Regions from separate parts of the Homo sapiens genome. Here regions 1 and 2 are each linked to region 3. A link is a loop called in an ENCODE intact Hi-C map of the cell type or tissue named here. Cell type or tissue: heart left ventricle. All regions are shown on one strand.

Region 1 (5,000 bases), 110 kb after region 3:
TGTCTTTGCAGTACAAAACTGCACACAATCTTGTTTGTGAAAATTGTGCCCAGGAATAATTATTTAGGTTTTTTTGTTTGTTTGTTTTTTGTTTTGTGACAGAGTCTCACTCTCTTGCTCAGACTAGAGTGCAGTGGTGCTATCTTGGCTCACTGAAACCTCTGCCTTTCCTCAACCTCCACCTCCCAGGCTCCAGTGATTCTCCTGCCTCAGCCTCCCAAGTAGCTGAGATTACAGGTGTGCACCACCATGCCTGGCTGATTTTTTTTTTTTTTTTTTGTATTTTTAGTAGAGACAGGGTTTCACCATGTTGGCCAGGCTGGTCTCAAACTCCTGACCTCAAATAATCCACCCACCTCAGCATCCCAAAATTATGTAGTATTTTGAACATCCTTTCCTGTGCAGCCAGAGGTTTCTAATGATAATTGTTAAATAAACAGATCATTAGGTTAAGATTAAGACTGTCAATACAGGCTTAGTCTGCTAAATTAACAGTGTTTGATAGAATGGGACCCATGCCTTCTGCAGTGGTTAGCAAATATTGAATTTGTAAGATTCCATCATTACCTTGTTTTTCATGTTACTGAGTAATAAAGTGAGGCCTAAGTGAATATATGGTTTACTAAATTGATTTCAGACATTAGAGAAAATGCAAAATAGTAAAATAAACATTCTTTAACATGAAAAAAAGTGAGCTTAGTCACTCTGTGTCCTTTCAGTGTCCTTCTTAAAGATTTAGCTTTTCTAGACCCTTTTAAAAGAATACAACTTTTAACACTAAAAAGTATGTTCTTTAAAAAAACTTTTGGAAAATAGAAATGAATTATAAACTTTTCCAAAATTTTGGCTGATTTCCTTAGGATTAATTCCCAAAAAAAGAGAATATGTAAGTCTAAATTGTGAATACTTTAAAGTACTTTTTATTGATTTTCAATTGCTGTATAGAAAGAACCTGAATATATACTAAGTACTAAAATGTCTCTTCCTCCTGTAGAAGTACCTTGTCTCTTACGTTTAGTAATGGAAACAAATGTGATGAATTGCTAAAGGCCTTTTTCCATGATGGCACTCTATTCATAGAAGTTTATATGGCATTTCAAAAGCTCTAGTCTAAACAAATATTGACATAATTTTGGAATCAACTCTCCCCAAGAAGCAGTCATGTAGAAAAGAATATGGATTTTTTTCTTACCCTCCAGAGTATGGAAGTGATCCCCTAAAGAGGACATTCCTGGAATGCTAGACAAACTCAACGTAAGGAACCACATTCTAATGTTTTTGGACTCACCACCTATGCAATGAGCTGACTGCTAGACTTACATCAGGAGTGTTGTGTCTCTGGAAATGTCCAGAGAGAGGTTGGATGACCAATGCTTGGGAAGATTTTTAAAGGTGCTCTAGTTCCAGTTGGGTAATCCAACTAGACATAATGTAAAGTTGCTTCATGCTGGCGCCATGATGTAAACCTCATATCCAGCACATGCAAGCAATTAAATAACTGGAAACTATTACATTTCCAAAGAGATGGTAAACTAAATTTTAATCCATTATTTCAACCTTCTGCTTCATTAATGCCCTTTGAATGAACTACTAAAAGTAACAGAACAGTAGTTTGGGAATTTTCTTTTGTTTTTGTTTTTGATAGCTTGAGTTTATCTGCTTCCTCCTTGGGCCTCTCCCTACTTCATACTGGACATGCCAATGTCTCAAAAGAGACAGGAGAAGAAGAAAACACCTACCTAAATTCAATAATGGATTAGGAATTGGGATGCAAAGGCAAAATGATTTGAGAACTTAAGGAAGTTTTACAGAGACAAGGCAAGGTATCTAAGACATTTTAACAAAGCCATGGCACACTTACTGATCTTGGAATTGGACTCTGCCATCCATCCTGTCCCTTCCCATACCAGCACACCAGTCCCCATTTCTGTTGACTTTTTCCCCTATTCTTCTCCTTTACAATTTGCCCAAGCTGGGAAATGTGGCTCTCATATGACAACATGAAAAATTCTCAAAGGAATGTTGAATATTTACTTTAACGATAAGAACTTGATTAGAAGAAAGAGGCAATTAAGAAATACTGTTCTCTTTGAACAAATTCAAGAAATATTTTGAGACACAAAGGGGCTGAGGCATTTCTGTGTATCCTTATGAGAAAAAATCAATAGAAATCGAGTATGATAGATTTTGAATACACCCCTCAGGACATAGGAAGGTTTACGTGGATATTGCAGCGTATTGGAAATGGACTACATGTTCTGTGACTAAGTTGGGGAAGTAGGTCAATCCATTAGATATTACAATTACATGATGCAATAGGAAAAGCACAGCTATTGAATTTTAGCTGCTATAATCCCAGCTAGGACTCGACAACCCGCAGTTGTTCTACAATTACGATAATCTTTCAGGTGGACTTCATACATGAACTGAAGAAATTCTTTTGAAAATAACTTTTAAAAGGGAGAACATTTCCCCCGCACACATTTTCTAGTCTGCTTGGCCGTCCCCTCTGGGCTCAGTAAAAGAAACTCATGCAGTGCAAGTATGTTTAGCAATTGGGCCTGTTCCCAGGTTGTGAGACGTTTAGCAAAAATCCAGAGTTATTATTAGATCTAAATGGAGGCTTTTGTCAAAAGGCCTCTTGAATTGTTAGGAAATCAGAGTGCAAATTGATAATGACACACAACACGTCTCTGCCCTGGCAGCTCCCCGAAGGCTGCTGAGATACCCCAGAAAGAAGTTCCATAGCCTCACGCCAACAGCATGTTGCCCAATACTTGTCCTTCTCCTAAGTCAGCCTGACAACTGCATTCTTCTCTTTTTTATAAGAGGCAAAACGAGATGGATTAAAGAGGATGTTTGAACTGAGACTATTAATTTCCTTGCAGTGTGTTTTCAAGTCAGATTCCTTTAGAAGAGTCTTTTGTGGTTTCATAAAATTACAACTTTGGCTATTCAGCTGCCTTTTCCAAAGCACAAATTTGGCTTCTAAAGAAAATGTACTGCATATCAAGAAAGGAAAGGAATGAGTATGTGGTTATCTTAAATATACTCATTTTATATAATAGCTCCTTTATGCAAAGAAACAATTACAGTATTAACTACTTATTAATTTAAAAATCGTAAAACATAGTCTTCCTAAAACGTATACGTTTTCTTTGATATATATTTTTTAATTAATAAAAAAGTTTTTCCTTTAGCAATATTTAAATGCTTAAATATGCTTTTTTTCTATCAGGTTTAAAGATATAAATTTCTCTTCTTTTTCTAAGGCTATTACAATATTTTTAATGTTTCAGGGATTAGGTGAGAGACCACTTCCTGAGCAAAGTGCATGTGTGTGATATCTTCAGGGAAATTGGAGAATGAATTGCTCCACCTCCTTGTCTTAATACTCCTGGCCCCATTAGCTTTCTTTGGATGTGCCCTATGGCCATGCACGTGGGAATAGGGCTCACTAAATGGCAAAGTAATTTCAGATTCTTTGTTGGTCCCACTTCTGTGGTCCAAGCACAGTACCTCCCACATGGCAGGAAGTCTATTTTACGTAATGAACCATTAAACATAATCCCCGGAAAAGGGGAGATCCTTACTTTTCACTGCTCTGCAGGTTTGACCAACTTTTAGTTAGTTTGAACTGATAGAAAACTGAACCCAATTTACTTGCCAATGAAGAAAGACAACTTGGATATGTGGAGTCACATCAAACGTTTGGGGATGAACTTCGGGCACATAAGGACACAGTGAGATTTTAAAGGGTGCTTACTAGCTGTCCACAAACCTCAGCTGTAGTTCCAGTGCTACGTGTGGTTGATCCATCACTTTCCTCCATTGGGCTTTTTCTGCTCTTACTGAGATCAATGGTTCTCAAACATCACTATGCATCAGAACCACCACTGGAGATTTTTAAAACACCTATTCCCTGGTCCCACCTCAGACTAATTAATTCAGAATATCCAGTGTGTGTGGCCCGTCTGTGTATTTAATTTTAATTTGATTTTATTTTAAGTACAAGGGTACCTGTGCAGGATGTAGAGGTTTGTTACATAGGTATATGTGTGCCATGATGGTTTATTGCACCTGTCAACCCATCACCTAGGTATGAAGCCCGGCATACACTAGCTAATTTTTCTGATATTGTTCTCTCACGCCACCTTCCACTGACAGATCCCAGTGTGTGTTGTCCCCTCCCTGTGTCCATGTGTTCTCATTGTTCGGCTTCCTTTTATAAGTGAGCACATGTGGTTTTTGGTTTTCTGTTCCTGCATTAGTTTGCAGAGGATAATGGCTTCCAGCTTCATTCATGTCCCTGCAAAGGACATAATCTCTTTCCTTTTTATGACTGCATAGTATTCTATGGTGTGTATGTACCACATTTTCTTTATCTAGTCTATCATTGATGGGCATTTGAGTGGGTTGATTCCATGTTTTTCCTACTGCGAATAGTTCAGCTGTGTATTTTTAAAAAGTTCTCCAGGTGATTCCAAAGTGAAGTTGGAAGTAAACCTGAAGATCATCCTCAAACATCTGATGTGACTCCAGATATCCAAGTTGTTTTTCTTCATTGGTAACTAAATTGGATTCTGTTTTCTATCAGTTCAAACTAATTAAAAGGTTTGGCTCACACACACAATTGTCTTCACCTGGTATGCTACCAACTCAGGGCCATACCAAACTGCTCCAGACTTTAACGTGATATGATTGACCTGGGGTCTTGTAAAAATGAAGCTTCTGACTCATTAGGTCTGTTCTTTCTGCCGTGATACTGAGCAACAGACCTGTGTGGCTATAGCCACTCAAGGTGGATGTCCTACCTCAGCTTGGCACTAAATCTCTCCTTGTGTCTTAAGGACAGGTTGGGACATGAGAGCTCTTGAAGGCTCAAGACTCCCAGAATAAAGCAGCATCGGTGGGCCATCTTTGGGAATGGTAATGGACGGGAAAGAAGGGCACCCACTCACTTGATTTCTGTGCTCCTTATATTTTTGATGTTTATCGAA
Region 2 (5,000 bases), 72 kb before region 3:
TACAAATAGCCCCTTATGTCCCGTGGCGTGAATATCATAAGAAAAATCAACTAGCCATATTGACAGTGGAATGCAGTGGATGGAAACTCATTTTCAATGTTGTTTTCTACTCAATACTCTTGGGAGTTTCTCTAAATCATGAAACCGAGTCCAGGCTATTTGAAATTTCTTTGGACTCTAGACATTGCCATGCATAAGAAGAGTCTTGCCTAGATGCCGTGAACTCCAGATAGAATGTTGGAGTTGGGGAGTCTTAGATATGGGGGTCATTCTATCTCGCAAACATTTATTAAGCACCTACTCTGTCCTACGGTGCTAGGTGTTGATGGTACAGGAATCAGTACAAGAGAGTCCTTGCCTAATGGATGTAATCATTATTCAATAGTTATTTAGCTGTAAGCATTATTTAACAGTTCCAACAGTGGAGTACGGTGTGGAGAATGGTCACCTCCGGGAGGTGATGACCTCCTGCACGAGGTTGGCTTGAGTGCTGTAGTAGGGATGGGGAGGTCCCAGAAGGCATGAGTCAAGCCAGAGGCACAAAGAGCCGTGTGTAGGGAGGGCTGTGCTGCTGGAGGGTCCCCTGTGCCAGGACAGAGATGAGGCTGAGTCCAGGGCCTGAAAGACACACCCCTCACCTCCAACTTGACCTGAAGCCCAGAAGGAACCATTGAAAGGTTTTTCTGGATGGCAGGGATGGGTTTGTGATTCCGGAAGTACATGTGAAAGATGAACTGGGTAAAGCAGCCGGGCATGGGTTCTAGGAAGAAGTGGCTCAAACTGAGACTGTGGCAGTGGGATTGAAGAATTGGGGGCAACAAGTGGGGGTTTAAACCCGACACTTTTATCTTTACAAACAATGAGGAGGAGAGTGGGCTTACTCAAGGTTTCAAATGTGTTCATGGCACAGCCAAGTGCAGGACCCAGGTTTTTCGACTTGATCTCATTCATTACGTGCCTACGCGCACATCTCCACAAGCCTGTGTGGGGCTCCCTGTCAAGTGCAGCGTCCCTGTCTGGCCCTGCGAGTGGGTGCAGAGATGCACTCACAGGCCTCCCTGAACTCTGTGAACTCCCACCCCACACCTGGAACAAGACTGGGAAAATTCTGGACCCCGAAGCACTCCTAAGCCACCGGGCAGGGCAGCAACACCATCGCTGGGTGCCCCTGGCCAGCACTGAGCCTGCGGAAGCTTTGCGGAGAGGCCAATCCACTGATATGGGGGAGGAGGGATTCTTCAGGAGCCATGGCTGAAAGTCTCAATGCAGGGAGTGAATGGAGCATTGATGAGGAATTCCTGTCAGCATGGCTTCCTCTTTCTTGGGTTTCCCTTTCTGTTCCTATGGCGACAGGATGGACTTCCTCTGTGAAGCCCTGGCGGCCTGCAGGCTGTGCTTGTGTGGTGTCTGCATGGGGGCGTGGGAAGGTGTTCGGGTACAATGAGACTCCCCTGTTCATCCAGGCACCATGGATGGGAGTCGGGCAGGAATGTGCACCTGCATGCGGACAGGGCAGGGATTCCGTCGTGGCCGGGTAGATGGCACTGCAGAAAACCCCTGAGTATTTGAGTCAGATTGGGTTTCCCATCCCAACTGTGCTATTTCCAAGCAAGTTCCTTCATCTGTCTCTAAGCTGCTGTAGTCTCCTGCATCAAATCGGTGTGGGCACACCCACCTTCCAGATTGTGTGGTGTTGTAAGGTCACAAGAGGCATATTCTCTCCCTATAGACATCTCTCCCTCCACCACGATGCCCTGAGATGCTTCCCCCGTGGCTCACCTGTTGCTCTCCCTGCTAATTTGTGGGCCATTTGAGGTAGGAGTTGGGGTGGTTCACTGACTCTCCAAGACTTGGTGCAGAGGTGGCTCTCAGAGGTGACTGTTGGAAAAGTCTGTGCATACATGAACCAGAATTAAGTGAACGACAATTTATTTGGCATCGTTTAGTGGCCTGTGACGTTCTAATGCAGCTGCCAGGCCGGCATGATGGTGCCAATGGTGCCAGGTGGTCCTTCCCAGGCCCTTGGTAGCAGCCGCCCCGGGCGGGACCCTGGCTTTCACAGCTGGACTGGCTGCCCAGAGGACTTTTTCAGTAACAGTCAGGGCAAGGTCAGATCTGGCAGCAGCTGACCTTTTCACTTGACCCTTAAGCCTATCTGGACCGCCTGACTGGACGGCCTTCAGTGACTTCTCTGGATTTCACTGACCTTAGGCCACCGGACTTCCCATCCCTGCCAGGCCCACTTTGTCTGGCTGAACTCCCAGCTCAGCCCCACCCTGGCCCACCCTGTCCTGATCTCTTCCTGCCAAGGGCCCACAGTGCTGTTTAAAGATTGGAAAATACGGCATGATTTGCTTGTGGATACTATTTTTGATCTTGTGGATTGAGCACTAAACTTGGAGTTAAAAACCGGGGTTTGAATCCCAGCTCTGTCACTGGCTTGCGAGGTGGCCTTGGACAAGTCACATCTACTTTCTGTTACCTCAGTTTCTTCATCCGGTAAATGGGCAGGTCTAGTCACCTGTATCTACCTCATGAGCTATAGCAGTTAGCTGTGAATGGGATGGTTTTGTACCAGATCTAGTGCTGAATAAACTGCACCAGATTTGCCTCCATCATCTCAGGGTCTCCCTTTAAAAGTTTTTCTTTCTTTGGCCCTAAGTAAATCAGTGATTTTAGTACCAGAATGTATTTTGGAAAGGACAATGGCGTTAGAGTCCAGATGTAGATTCAGAGCTCAGCTTGTTCAGTTTCTCTGTGTATGGCCTAGGGCATTTAATTCCCTGTGCCTCAGCTTCCTTATATATTAGGTAGCATGCATATATCATACTTGTCTTTTACTTTGTTTTGAGAAATAAGGATGCAAGCTGTAGTAATCTCAGCATCTTATAGATGCTTCACACATAGTTTCTATTATTGTTACTATAATTATTATTAGGATATCATATGGTGTGTTGTAATCACTAGAGCTTAAGAATTAAAGGAAACTTTAAAATCTGGAATTCTGAAGCTAGACGAGCCCTTTTCAGGCCCTGTAGCTATTTGTTCTTATTTTACAGAAGGGAAACTGAGGCCAAAAGAACCAGGGGCCACACTGGTAGTTCAACTTAGTGGCGCAAGGGAGCTCTGGAGCCTGTGCTGAGAGTGGATGGGGGTGGGGGGAGAATCGGGGCTTTCAGTGCCGACCTGTGCTGTTCCACAGATGCTGGGAGAGGAACCACACCCTGCTGCTTTTGGCTTCCTCACCTGGCACCGGGATCCGGTGACACAAGGCCTGGCACTGGGCTGGGCCGTCATTGAGTACACAGGCTGCCCACGTGTAAGCCTTGTTCATTCAGCAGGTTGAGAGCAAAGCAGGCTGTTCTCTTCCTATGCCAGGCACAGTTTGCAAAAGGCCTGCAGGGATCCAGCTTCTCTGGCCAAACCAATCCTGCCCCAGGCTGGTGGCTGGCAGGGAGATGTCTCTTCCCCTGAGAAGTTACTGGAGATAACCATTGTCATTTACAGCGTTTTAGGCACAAAAATTGCCACCACCCTCCACCCCTTGTCTCTTTGGGAAATGTTTATTCTTCTCGGACTGTTTCTGGTACCACCACTTCCAGGAAGCATATCCTGATTACTGTAGTCAGAACTGAATAAAGTGAGGGGACTGGGCTGGGCACAGAGCTGGGGAAAAGCATTCCAGCCCGCGGGAGGAACAAGTGCAAAAGACCCAGGAAGGAACGAGAATTCACATCTACGGCCGTATGCTGGGGACTTGCATTTCGTGCTTCCTCACCTATCTTCTCCACTAGGCTTTTGGGTTGAGGGTAGGTGCAAAGGTTCATTCTTAATAATAAGATCGATCATTATTGTTGCCCCCAGTTTTTTGCAGATCTACCATGCTAGGCTCCTCGGTAGATACCGTACTTGCATTATTACAGTTAATTCTCACAAAAACTGAGAAGGTGGGTGTTACTTGTCATGTCTGTCTCCCCAGTGCCTAGTTGGGGAACTCAAGCAGAGTAAATGCTCGGTAAATGTCTTTTACATGCCTGCATGACTAGTGGGACATTTGAATTACTAGGTCCACAGATGCTTCTGTTGGTTTTTATGGAAATCAGCTCCTTTGCCTGGAAAATTCATAATGCCCAGACTGTGAGGGGACATGAGCCATTGCAAGACTGTTCATTCATTTCTGCTCCCATTTCTGACATGTGCTAGAGCCCCACCAGGGACTCCCCATACACATTCTTGAGACCGTGACTGGCAGCCCTCTTTCCCAGAGGAGGGAGCCAAGGCCCAAAGACCTTCAGCAGCCTCCCTGCAGTTACACAGCAAGTCCACAGTGACCAGAGCTGACACTCACCCCCGCCTGTCAGACCTCCCTCCATTCCTCTCGCGTGGTATGCATCCTGAAAGGTCCTCGTTGAAAGACGTAATCCAGACCAGTTGCCTTGACCCTTGCCTAGAAGTTTTGTAAACAAGTTCACAGTGTTCTGAGAAGGAAGCAAGGTCAAAAGAATGACCTACCAAGGCCAGCAAGCCTGCATTTCCTCCCCATCCTTTCTCCCGGCTTCTCTTTTCTTTTGCCCCTCTCCTGCCTGGGATGCAGATTCTCCCCTAGAGAAAGAGCAGGCTCCTGCCCCAAGGATTGGCTGTCCCCTGACACTGGGGAAGCACACGTACAGCGCACCTTGATGGAGCCTAGTGAACTGAGCAACCCTGGTGTGGTTTCCTCCGCCAGCTGCTTGAGTAGGTGGGGTCAGGCCTAAGGAAGGTGAGCACCCAGCCACTGCCTTGCCTTGCCAGCCGTAGGAGCCTACTCAGACTCTCTGAGCATTAGGCTCATTGTCCATGAGAAAAGGAATCATAGTACCTGCCTTGGAAATGGATCTCCTAAACTTTAAAGAGACTATATGTGTAAGTGCCTCGCATGCATTAGGTACATAGATGACATCTGCCGTTTGGTACTTTGTAATTTTCAAGGCCTGATCTTGAACCCAGGTCTCTGTGGCCTC
Region 3 (5,000 bases):
TAGTAGGACCAGGATGTATTCCAGTCCTACCCAGTACATTTAAGCCAAACAGACCAGTCCTTACACAATGCTAGTTAGTTGGCAGTCAGTAAACAGCAGACCTAGGAACTCTCCTGGAGTCTTTTCACCTCTGTTTCATCTGATCCTTCCCACAGAACAAAGAAGAGGACCATGGAACCCAGGAAAAGTTTTCTACAAGACATGTTTCCTATTCTAAGCTCTGAAGGGTAAGTGGGAATTAGCTCAGTCACATAGACAGTGGGAAAAAGCATTCCCAGCGGACAGAACAGTATATACACAAAGGAATGTGGGGATCTGCATGCAGCTCGCTGTGGCCAGAGTGTAGATTATGGGATAGAATAAGGAGGTGTGAGGTGAGACTGAGAAGCACACAGAAGGCTGATAGTGAAAAAACACAAACTTCCCTATGAAAGGATGACTGTTCCTTTGGAATGCTCTCATTTTCAAGGTGGCACCTGAAGTATGAGGTTCAATGGCACTTCTCCAAGGGTTGCCTGTGAGCCTATAACATATTTTCCCTCATTGGCTCTGATGGACTTCCTGGAAGACCACAATGAGATGGGTGCTGAGAGTCCCTTGACCACTTTTCACCTTATGGCTTTCTGTCTTCCTTTCACAAGGAATGTAGAAAAACAGAGACAACTTACAAATTGGGTATTTCTGTCTTAGCAAAATGGAATTTGAAGATGGGAGGTTTTAAGTCTCCAGAATATCTCACATTTTCTGAACTATTTCTGATATTGAATGCTGAACAGTTGTTAAAGCTGAGTTTCTCATATGTATGATAAACATATATATATAAACACACATATTTATATACATATATATCTTTATCACATAAAACAAGAATTTTTATTTAGTGTTGTTGATTTTGTTGCCTTTTTCCTTAACAGACTTTGAGTCTAATTTGAAACTTTCTCAACATGACTGGTAAGTTGAAAATAAAGAGAGACTGTGACCTGAGTAACAAGAATTTTAACACAAGGAAATTATGTAGTTTATTTTATTTTTATTTATTCAACCAAAATAAGACAATTTCTAGCTATTTACATTAACCCTTTAGTAACATCTGTGGAATGTCTATGAAAGCAATGTAATTAATTCTACATGTGCACATGTGCATCTGAAAGAGTGTTCTATATAACATCTGTTTTCATTCATATGCCTGGTGCATTATTGCATCATGATGTATTCTTTGTGGCATTATTTTAGAAATCTATTACCACAGATCACCAAAAGATCTCTTGTCCTGTCATCTTTGGGATAATGAACACTCTCCATATGTGTAAATCTGTCAAGCCATGCCTTCCTAAAGTGGTAGTTATTAATTTACAAATCAAAGAAATCAATCTTACCTTTTCCAATCAGTGACTGTTTTATTGCAGAAATACAGAAAGGGTCATTAGCCTGAACTATAAAGCATCTCATCAAAAAGCCTACCCATAGAGAGCAAGTTAATCTTTCTCACTTTTTAAAAAAGAGTTTTTTAAAATCAAGACATTCCAAGATAGATTCAATGTTTGGAAAGATAATTGATAAAATAGACTAGCAACAAATTCACTTTGAAATTCAGTGTGAATTATTTTTTATTGTAATTCTTCACACTTCCATGACTAATATCCTCTACAATGTTTAACTTGAGCTCTCATTGGTCTATACCTATTGAAGAATGTCCTTCAGCAAGATATCAAAATAGGCCTAGTTTTATTTTATGGGTGGATTCTCAAGAAACAGAAATGATGGATATGAGATATTCCCTAGAAAGGAGTGGGGCACTGCTGGATAGTTGCTCAATTGTGTTGGATAATGTCACAAGCCTCTCACTCTCTGTTCCCTGAACCCATTAAATCAGCATTTATTAGATATGTGTTCTGTGACAAGCACTGTCAAACGTTTTGAAGAGAGTTATTTTTACTTCCCACTCCTAGAACCTCAAGGTAGTGGTAAAAAAAAATGCCCAAAGAGAGGTGATCAACCATCAAAAATATCTGAGATTTCAGACTCTGTATTCCAGATGCTTCAGGCCAGAATACTCACTGCCAAAATAGGCAGTGACAGAGACGGCCAGAGGGCAGCACAGCACACCCAGAGACCTCAAAAAGAAGAAGAAATCAAAGTATTAATATATTGTAAAGCAAAAATGGAAAATGTGGGTTTTGGATTAAATTAGAAAAGAATACAATTGTCAGTGCCCCAAGAAAATTATTTCTGAATGGTTAATACATTCAGTATTAATCAGCTCAAATTAAAAATTCATAAAAATAGAACAATTAAATTACATTTTTTTTCTGTAATGAAATACTAACCTTTTGATTTTAAGCTAGTTTTCTTCAGATATATATTATGAAAATCTTTGTTTTTGCCAAATTTGGATAGTTTGTAGTTTATTAAGTGCTATTTTGTGCATGTAAAATTTGAAAATAAACACAGTCTCTGTAAAATAGAATGTTTATAGACTTAAAATCTGCTCCTTTGTCTTTCATATCTTTTTTTCATGTTAAATGATTTTTTGGTAGGAAAAAGTGGGATCACATGCTATTAGGTTCAATTTTGCTCAGAAAGGAATCTGTTTTCATGCCTTCATTAAGTTACATCAAAAAGAAAATGCCTAATCATTGCTGAGTCCTTCTGCTGAATATGCAAAGTTGAGAAGGTGTTTGTGGTGCTGATGGCAAGATATCTTTACTAGGCTGGTAACAACCAGAATGTCCTCTAAGGCAGGACTTTGGAGTAAAATGGTGTGTGGTTGGACTCCTGCTTGTAACTATTTAGGACTTTAAGCCTCTTTTCTGCCTATCTCACATATCATTTTGCAAGTCTTCTTGGAATTATTTAATTTACAGTATTTTGATAACTTCAAAGCTGGTAAAATGAAATTAGAGCTATCTGCTTGTGCTCAGAAATCAATTCTCATCAAATAATATGAAATTATGTTATCTAAAAGCATTTACCCTATTAAGTGACAGACAAATGAGAAGTAAGGAGACTTAATACACTGTTTGCCTATTGATGACACTGGCCACAAACATCCCACTCTTTACAAGCAGTAACAGGGAAGGGAGTCTTTTGAAAAAACAATTTGGGCCGGGCATGGTGGCTCACGCCTGTAATCCTAGCACTTTGGGAGGCCGAGGCGGGCAGATCACGAGGTCGGGAGATCGAGACCATCCTGGCTAACACAGTGAAACCCCGTCTCTACCAACAAATAGAAAAAATTAGCTGGGCACGGTGGTGGGCACCTGTAGTGCCAGCTACTCGGGAGGCTGAGTCAGGTGTGAACCCGGGAGGTGGAGCTTGCAGTGAGCCAAGATTGTGCCACTGCACTCCAACCTGGGTGACAGAGCGAGATTCCGTCTCAAAAAAAAGAAAAAACAATTCGATGCCTCATGTGACACAAGAGAGAGGACAAAGATCAATGGATAAACGATAAGTGAAGTCAAGTCTAGTCTAGATTGAAAAAACCACTTTCCAACATTAACATCTGAGCAGTAGTGCATGGAGTATTTTGAAGGTAGTGATATCACCATCAGTGGAGGTGTGCAAGAAGAAGCTTAGTAACTCCTTAGCAAGGCCATTTCTGGAAAGAAACCCTTATGGGGTCAGTAGCTTAAATGGCCTTTCACATACCTTATAAATTTGTCTAAACTCATAATTTGATGTCTGACTTCTTCTACTCATTCCTTTTCTAAGCTTCTGCTCCACATTCCAAAGTAGCAGACAAATTAAGTTCTCAGAATCTTTTAGATTCTTGCTGGTAGGTTAATTGGGATGCATAGATGGGCTCTTAATTTTTTTTTATTTCTACACTGGCTCATGTGATTTTTATTTATCCAGTGTCTACAATGGCAGTAGAATAGTGGATGCCAGTGTGTTGTGAAAATACAAGAGTGAGCAAAAGCATGTTCAATGAACAACAGTAAATCCTGACTTCATACTGTTTTACAGCTCCATTTATTCTAGTTTATATTTTGAGGCAGAAAATAATTTTCTTTGAACACTTACCACATGTATTAATACCTCTGTCATCCACTTTAGATCCTACTTTCATGGAAAAAACATAACCCTTCCACGCTGATTCCTGGCTGATGTTTCCAGCTGCGAGGTCAGCTCCCACTCCATTGCAGCACTGGAAATGAAGTCAGCCTACAGAGGAAACTAATTGTGTTCCCGTGCTGGAACAATATCTGTATATACTGGAAAAAGTAAAGACAAAGCTCACTTCACAATTCCAGCTCCACCCCTGCTTAGTGATACCACCTTGAGAAAAAATGGCTTAACCTCTCTAAGATAGCACATTTGGTGGTAAAATAGGAATGCAAATACTGATTGGAAAAGGTAAGATTTCTTTCTTTGATTTGTAAATTAATAACTACCATTTTAGGAAGGCATGGCCTGACAGATTTACACATATGGAGAGTGTTCCAGGAATTATAAACCATGTGTAACTGGCACCGTAGCTGAAATACGTCATGTTTAAAATACAGGAAGCTCAGGGCTTTGGAGTATACTGCACACAAACTTAATAGTCAATATTGCTCTGATGAGTTTGGCAAAATGGAAAAACTATTGAGATGATGGAAGCAAAAAGAATAATCTACCACAGATAACTTCTTACTATGGTCAAGGGTTACTTATAAGAAAATAAACTTCTCCAGGCTGTACAAAGTTAGGCAGTCACTGCGCCTTATGGAGCCCAATCTCTTCTCACATCTGTATGGTGAGAGACTTGAGTTCAATGCTGCTATGGTTTCGTCCAGCTCAGAGTCTATGTGAACTCTCAAGAGTGGCTTAGAATAAGTGATTGGAGGATGCACAAGACAAAATTATTAGAAGCTTCGGGTAAATCAATGTTTCTTCTGCCACCTTGTCAATAGCTAACAGTCAGACAGCTAGTACCACTGAGGGAGTGGTAAATCCCAACTAGTTTTGGTGAGAGGGCAACGCTGGTGCATACACCCATGAGTGTGTCTTGGAGCAGG

What was found. Peaks named below come from ENCODE experiments on the same cell type or tissue, not always from the same donor. Only the 100,000 strongest peaks of a DNase experiment are listed, where the experiment ranks them.
Region 1: it touches region 3 in a loop (2.2-fold over the local background); 13 of 110 quality-filtered maps call a loop at or near these places.
Region 2: it touches region 3 in a loop (3-fold over the local background); 28 of 110 quality-filtered maps call a loop at or near these places.

Annotation. Positions count from the first base shown.
Region 1 is chr2:12,916,371-12,921,370 of GRCh38, forward strand. No RefSeq gene overlaps it. Among named protein-coding and RNA genes, the nearest start is that of MIR3125, 180 kb to the left of the region's middle. In heart left ventricle, no CTCF peak of the experiment used is centred here; a DNase peak (open chromatin) is centred at 2,701; H3K27ac peaks cover 2,804 bases.
Region 2 is chr2:12,730,730-12,735,729 of GRCh38, forward strand. All of the region lies in intron 2 of TRIB2 (tribbles pseudokinase 2), which reads left to right. Among named protein-coding and RNA genes, the nearest start is that of MIR3125, 4.1 kb to the right of the region's middle. In heart left ventricle, no CTCF peak of the experiment used is centred here; DNase peaks (open chromatin) are centred at 1,422, 2,032, 3,272 and 4,332; H3K27ac peaks cover 4,736 bases.
Region 3 is chr2:12,802,570-12,807,569 of GRCh38, forward strand. No RefSeq gene overlaps it. Among named protein-coding and RNA genes, the nearest start is that of MIR3125, 68 kb to the left of the region's middle. In heart left ventricle, a CTCF peak has its summit at 2,094; no DNase peak of the experiment used is centred here; H3K27ac peaks cover 1,467 bases.